Linked DNA regions of Homo sapiens: region 2 is linked to region 1. The links are chromatin contacts, found by Hi-C in ENCODE. All regions are on one chromosome and are shown on one strand. Each heading gives the region's core, a stretch centred on a gene start or an enhancer-like site at or near the end of the contact. The rest is flanking DNA. Distances are from core to core; before and after follow the strand shown.

Region 1 (2,812 bases), core at 24-2,523:
CATTGTGTAGATTTTCGAAAAGATACAGATATATGCTGATATTTTAAGAGATATACAATGAACTGTTAACAGTTTTTTACCTTTAATAAACTAGAAAGGGTGCCATTAAATATTTTTATTTTTACAAATTTCAACAATGGATATTTGGGTAGTAATATTATTAGCCATAGTGATTTCCTTTCCAATGCTTTTCTGTAAAATTTTTAAAAATTACAGTGTATGGACACAATTGGTTATTCAATGATTCCTATATCATTGGACATTTTAGTTACAATTCTATTTTCACTGATAAAACTGGCACTACAACAATCACCTTTTGCCTACATTTCTGCTCATTTCCTAAGAGTGTGAGAAAATGGTAAAAGCGCAAGAAGATGTTTACCAAGACTGATGCACACTGCCCACCTTCTCTTCAGGATGCTTACTCCAATCATATTCCTGCCAAGAGAACACAGTGCCCACTCTACCAACTACATTCTCCTGGGGACTGGGCATTTTCTTATTATCTTTACTAATATGATTTAAAAAAAGAAAAGAAATCATTATATAAGTTTGAAAACTGTTTCAATTTTATTTACCTTCAAAGAAACAAGTTTTCATGCTATTTCAATAATCAACAAAACAGTCATCTTTTTAAAAAATTAACACTCAAAATCAAAGGACAACCCTGAATATGCATTCCTAAGAACTGGGAATATGCTGCCAAAAATCAATGAAAATGATTATCAGGCCTTACAAAAATACCTTTTACGAAAATTTTAAACAGTTAATAGAAACTAATTGGGTTTTTTTAATCGAATCAAAAAACCTGAAGTATATGAAACTGATGTGGGAAATACAGTCAAAGCTTAGCAGTAATCTCTACCATCCAGGATGGTGTTTTTTCCAAGGGATTACAAAACACGGCCTTTCAAATTCAACAAGGGGCACAAGAGCTACACTGTGTTTCTGAAGATATAAGCAACAGCTCCTTCAAATTCCTTCTCTCAGCAATCTGGTCCACAAAAACCCACTGTTAGTTATTGGCACTTCTTTTCATACTGCCTTCATTTTAGCAAAAAAGTACACCTGAATGCGAGTGAGAAGTCAGTAAAACTATCTAATATCCATCTGCCCAGCCTGCTGTTGACACTTACCCTGCAAACACTGTCCCCACAGACACTGTTTCTCAGCACCTCAGGCCTGAACTCCACCAGTCTTCCCCCAAATTAATATTCAGGGAGTTCCCTGACATAAAAATGACCCACAATGAGTCACTTCCTAAATATGTACTTGGGGAGAGGGACATGGTGCCAGGCGAGTTCTCCCATCACCACCCGCATCCTCACAACCTGTGAGGCACAAGTGAACGCCCTCTTTACAGGTAGGAAAACTAAGCCTCACAGAAACATGTCATTTGCCCCAGGTCACACAACTATTCCACACAGAACGACAATTCCAACACAGTCCCAGGTGATTATGTTGGGTTTTTTACGTGCACTCCTGACAGCCATCAGGACATTTACTAAGCTCTTCAGAAAGAGGTATATACAGTGCATTCCTATCTTTAACATCTACTCTATTTCTTTTCCAACACTCTCCCTTCCTCCCCTTAAAAGTACTACTGGGCATGTTTACTTGATCATGAAATATGTGGGCACAATTCTATATGTGTTCACAACACCTATTAATTCTTGGAGAAAAGAGACTGTAAATGATATATGTACAAAACATTACACATCTCCAATTTATAAATAGATATTAAGTTAATGTTTTGGAACTCAAAATTCATACTGGTGGAAAAAAATAGAAGATGCAGAAGAACCCCAACCCAAACAACAAAGGCCTAATTTAACTCCCTAAAAACCCATGGCTCTCAACCCACAGCATCCACCAGAGTCACAGGAAGATTTCAGAAATGCAAATGTTTGTCCCTTATCCTCAGATATTCTAATCCTACTGATTTTGGTGGGGCCAGGGGTCCATACTTATAATGTTCCACAGAGCTGAGAACATAGACTGAAGTCTGTAAGCGCCACTATACAGAAACTACATGTCTTACTTAGTTTTTTAGCCACAGCACAGGGCCCACCAAATAATAGGTGCTAAAAGTAAATATGTGTCACGAAATGAGGTATCAGAAGCACATATTGTGGCAGATTCTGTCAATGAATCTTTTTCCTTCTTTCTTCCATCTTTTTCTTTCTTCTCCACAGGCAGAGCCCCTTTCCCTAAAAACACCAGTTACTCGCCAGTTACCTTTCCAGCCTTTCTAACAGTTGGCCACAGGACATAAAAGGATGTTTTCAAGTGTGTTTCAAGGAAAGATTTTCCTCGCAAATGGGGGTAGATGAGCCTAGTTCTCACACTGTCTCGCTTCCTGCCCTTGGCAGCAAGATGTCTGAAGTAAGCACAGCTATCAAGACAAGCCTGCCCAGAGACAGTGAATCTGAAGGACAGGAACTGCATGAGACCTCATGAGGTTGCTGAGCTGCTACACCAACCCTAGGAGCACATATCTGACAATCCCTTATGTGAGGTAAGAGCCCTTTTGAGATAAACCACTGTGTGTCACCTCAGCAGAACCTGCAGGGGTGGAAGTGCAGGAAAGCCTGCATGGATGAGAAGCTGTGGGAAGCCAGGGCATCTGACTATGGCAAACTCTGGGGGGTGCCCAGGGCCCTGCTGACTCTCCCACCAGTCCCTCCTTCCCTCCAGGGGTTGGCCAGCCTGCTTCTCTCAAACGTCACCTCATGTTCTGCCCACTGCTTTCTCTTCTGGGTAATCATGAGCCAGAAAACACACTACCAACTTTTGCCTTCTTCTGCAGTCA
Region 2 (2,903 bases), core at 245-2,744, 1.1 Mb before region 1:
GCATCTAGTACAAGTCCTGGAATGTAAGAACCTTAAATAAATGCTTGTCGAATGGGGGATGACTTGAAGGCAGAGTCTGTATGCAATATTCATCACGCGGGGTATAGATGCTCAGCTGACATGATCCTTGAGGTGTACTAAGTGAGACATCCTCTCACAGGCTGATCCTGGCATCGTCTCTTTTATTCCAATCTGGGCTCCTCTTTCTTAGCAGTCTAGTCCTTCCTGAGATTATCAATAAAGCAAAGGTGATAACAGCATTGCGATCCTATCTCTACCTTCTAATCTTTTCCTCACTCATACTAACTTATCTCTTCCAGTCCCTCTTTCTGTTTCAAAATGAAATGTGAAACCTCTATGTATTAAACAATGAAACAAGAAAAACCCACAATCAGCTCTCCATACTAAATTATACAGCAAAGGGGCTGATTTAGGAAAGTCTTCCTTGAGTAGGTTAGTTTAACTTTACTCTGATCCAATCTTCAGGAATGTCATTGGCTAAAGAAGTCATTTTAGTCATGGTGCAATCTTATTCCAGACCTAATCCCCACCCAGTGGGATAAGTCAGTTCCTTTTGCCTCATAACATTCTTACTTCATCAAACTAAAATATTTTCTATCCACTTTCGTATACTTATTTTGGAAAGCAATTGAAGCAGAATAGGCACATACCTTCTATATGTTCCTGAAACATGATTGAGTGCTAACAGTTTCAACATTGGGAAGGCAATGTTCCACTTCCTGGAGTGGATACTCAGATTGTCTAGAGGTCAAGCACTGTTTCCTAATCAGGAGACTGTTATGGAAGGAGGGTGGGGGGCATTAACTGAGCCTTGGGCTTCCTCACAGATCAACAGGTGAATCCTGAGCATCCCGTAGAGTCTGGTGTGAGGATACAGCAATGACTAAGACAAGCCTCTTGCTTCAAGGAGCTCATAGACTATCAGAGGAGACACACACTCTTTCTCAATATGTTACTGACTGTAATAGAGTCTACGCAACATGAAAAAACACACACAGGATTGGCTGCATAATTTGCAGGGTCCAGGGCAGAATGAACATATGGGTTTCCTTTTTCATAAATTGTTAAGAATTTTAAAATGTGTTAAATCAAATGCAGGGCCCTTGGGTTACACAAGCATGAAGCAAGCCCTGCATACATAGAAGAGGTAATGGGATCAGGGTATGGGACACTGAAAAGGCTTCAAAAGAAACTTAAAGTGAATGTGGTTCTTGTAGGATGACTAGGAGTTGGCACATGAAGAAGTGGGGAAGGACATTCTGAGCAAGAAAAGAGAGCCTACACAGTAAGAAAGCAGGGTATGTGAGAGCAGGTTGTCAGTCTATGAGGATGACAAAGTGTGTGGCCAGTGTGTAGTGTCTTAGACTGAAGGAGGCCAGGTGACATATCTACAGAAGGAAGTTGAGGTCAGGGTGTCAGAGGCTTAGTGAAATGAAACCACAAAAGAACAAGGCCAACCGTAGTTTAATGATAGTTTCACCACTTCCTGCCTGTGAGCTCATGGGTAAATGACAATATCCCTGAGCTTCAGCTTTTTTTATCTGAAAATTGGGGCATTCTAGTCTTGGCTCAGCCTTTAGCCCACAGCTAATGAAGCTGTGAGACCTTAAATAAGTCACTTTCCCTCTCTGAGCCTCACTTTCTTCAAATGTAAAATGAGAGACAAGGGCTAGATGAGTGGTTTCAAACTGGGCTCTGAGAAAGTGCCTTAGAGGATATGGAGGGGATGGGTGACGACAAGACGAAAGGCCAGCAGATTTCAGCCCTTCTTGCCATCACGCTTACACTAGAGCAACTTCATTTTTATCAGTGTTATATGGGTATGTGTGTGAATATATGTTTATATCAATACATGAACATATGTACATGTATATATGTATATATGATATGTATTACATATAATATATGCTATGTGTATTATAGTATGTATTTATGTGCATATACATGTTATGTTATATGACAAATATATGCTATATTGTAATGTGTATATTACAACACATAAGTACTATGTACATATTTATGCAGAAAAGTGTCTGAATTTTCACATCTGTAAAAATAAGGATATTAATAATCCCTAATTTGTAGGATACTATAAAGATTAAACATCTAAAATACATGTAATATACTTTAAAAAGTGCCAGGCACAGAGTAAGCATTGCTAATTCTTAGCTCTTACTTTTTTTGAGCCAGAAGTTAACCAAGAAGGCAGTCCCTACCTTCCCTAGGTATGGGGAAGACAGCAGTGAACAAAAGACACACACTTTGTGGGTGTGTGGGTGCTCAATGTATTTGCTGAATATATGAATGGACAGGGTCTTCGACTCCTTTGCACTAGTTTCTAGGCTAAGGTTTTTGATACAAAAATAAACAAAACAAACATGGGTACGGCCCTTGTGGGTATTACGCATATAAACTCACAAGTGAGGATCAACTGGAATTGTTGCTAAGTGCTTTACTAGAATTGCAGATTACATCTAGTTTGAAGAAATAGTTTCCACCCTGCTAACAGTTTAACCTGCTCCAGGAACGAATGTTCCTAGCTCCCCAACAAAGTTGTAAATTGTCACATTTTTCTAATATGCGGGGAGCTAGGCAGAGACTGTGGGAATGAGAGATGCCTCATTAGGTAGCAGGATCAACTTTGCTAAGTCTTTGGGCAACTGGAAATAAAAAGTAAGAATGCTTCATTTCTGTGTAAATCACTTTTCCCTAATAGGCTATACTGTCTATATTTATTCTATGGCCACTGTGGGAAGTGAAGGAGGAAAAAGAGATGGGTCCTGTCATCAAGGAACTTATCATTAATTGGAAAAGACAGGATCAAGACACATTGACAAAATAACGGCAAGGACCTCTCTCCACCCACTGCTGCCATTAGCAAA

What was found. A loop is a pair of places that touch in the nucleus more often than their neighbours do. Pooled maps may share reads with other maps.
Region 2: a loop to region 1 is called in a map with no recorded cell type, with 3 times the contacts of the local background. The contact joins two enhancer-like sites. A Hi-C loop is called at or near these places in 2 of 37 single-sample maps with no recorded cell type and 11 of 50 pooled maps.

Annotation. Positions count from the first base shown.
Region 1 is chr9:6,901,077-6,903,888 of GRCh38, reverse strand. The region is part of intron 8 of KDM4C (lysine demethylase 4C); the gene reads right to left. Among named protein-coding and RNA genes, the nearest start is that of KDM4C, 140 kb to the right of the region's middle. Within about 2 kb of position 1,273, at least 2 of the 41 ENCODE cell types and tissues checked have a DNase peak (open chromatin) inside an H3K27ac peak, as active enhancers do.
Region 2 is chr9:7,975,107-7,978,009 of GRCh38, reverse strand. No RefSeq gene overlaps it. Among named protein-coding and RNA genes, the nearest start is that of DMAC1, 180 kb to the right of the region's middle. RefSeq lists an enhancer at 1,150-1,259. Within about 2 kb of position 1,494, at least 8 of the 41 ENCODE cell types and tissues checked have a DNase peak (open chromatin) inside an H3K27ac peak, as active enhancers do.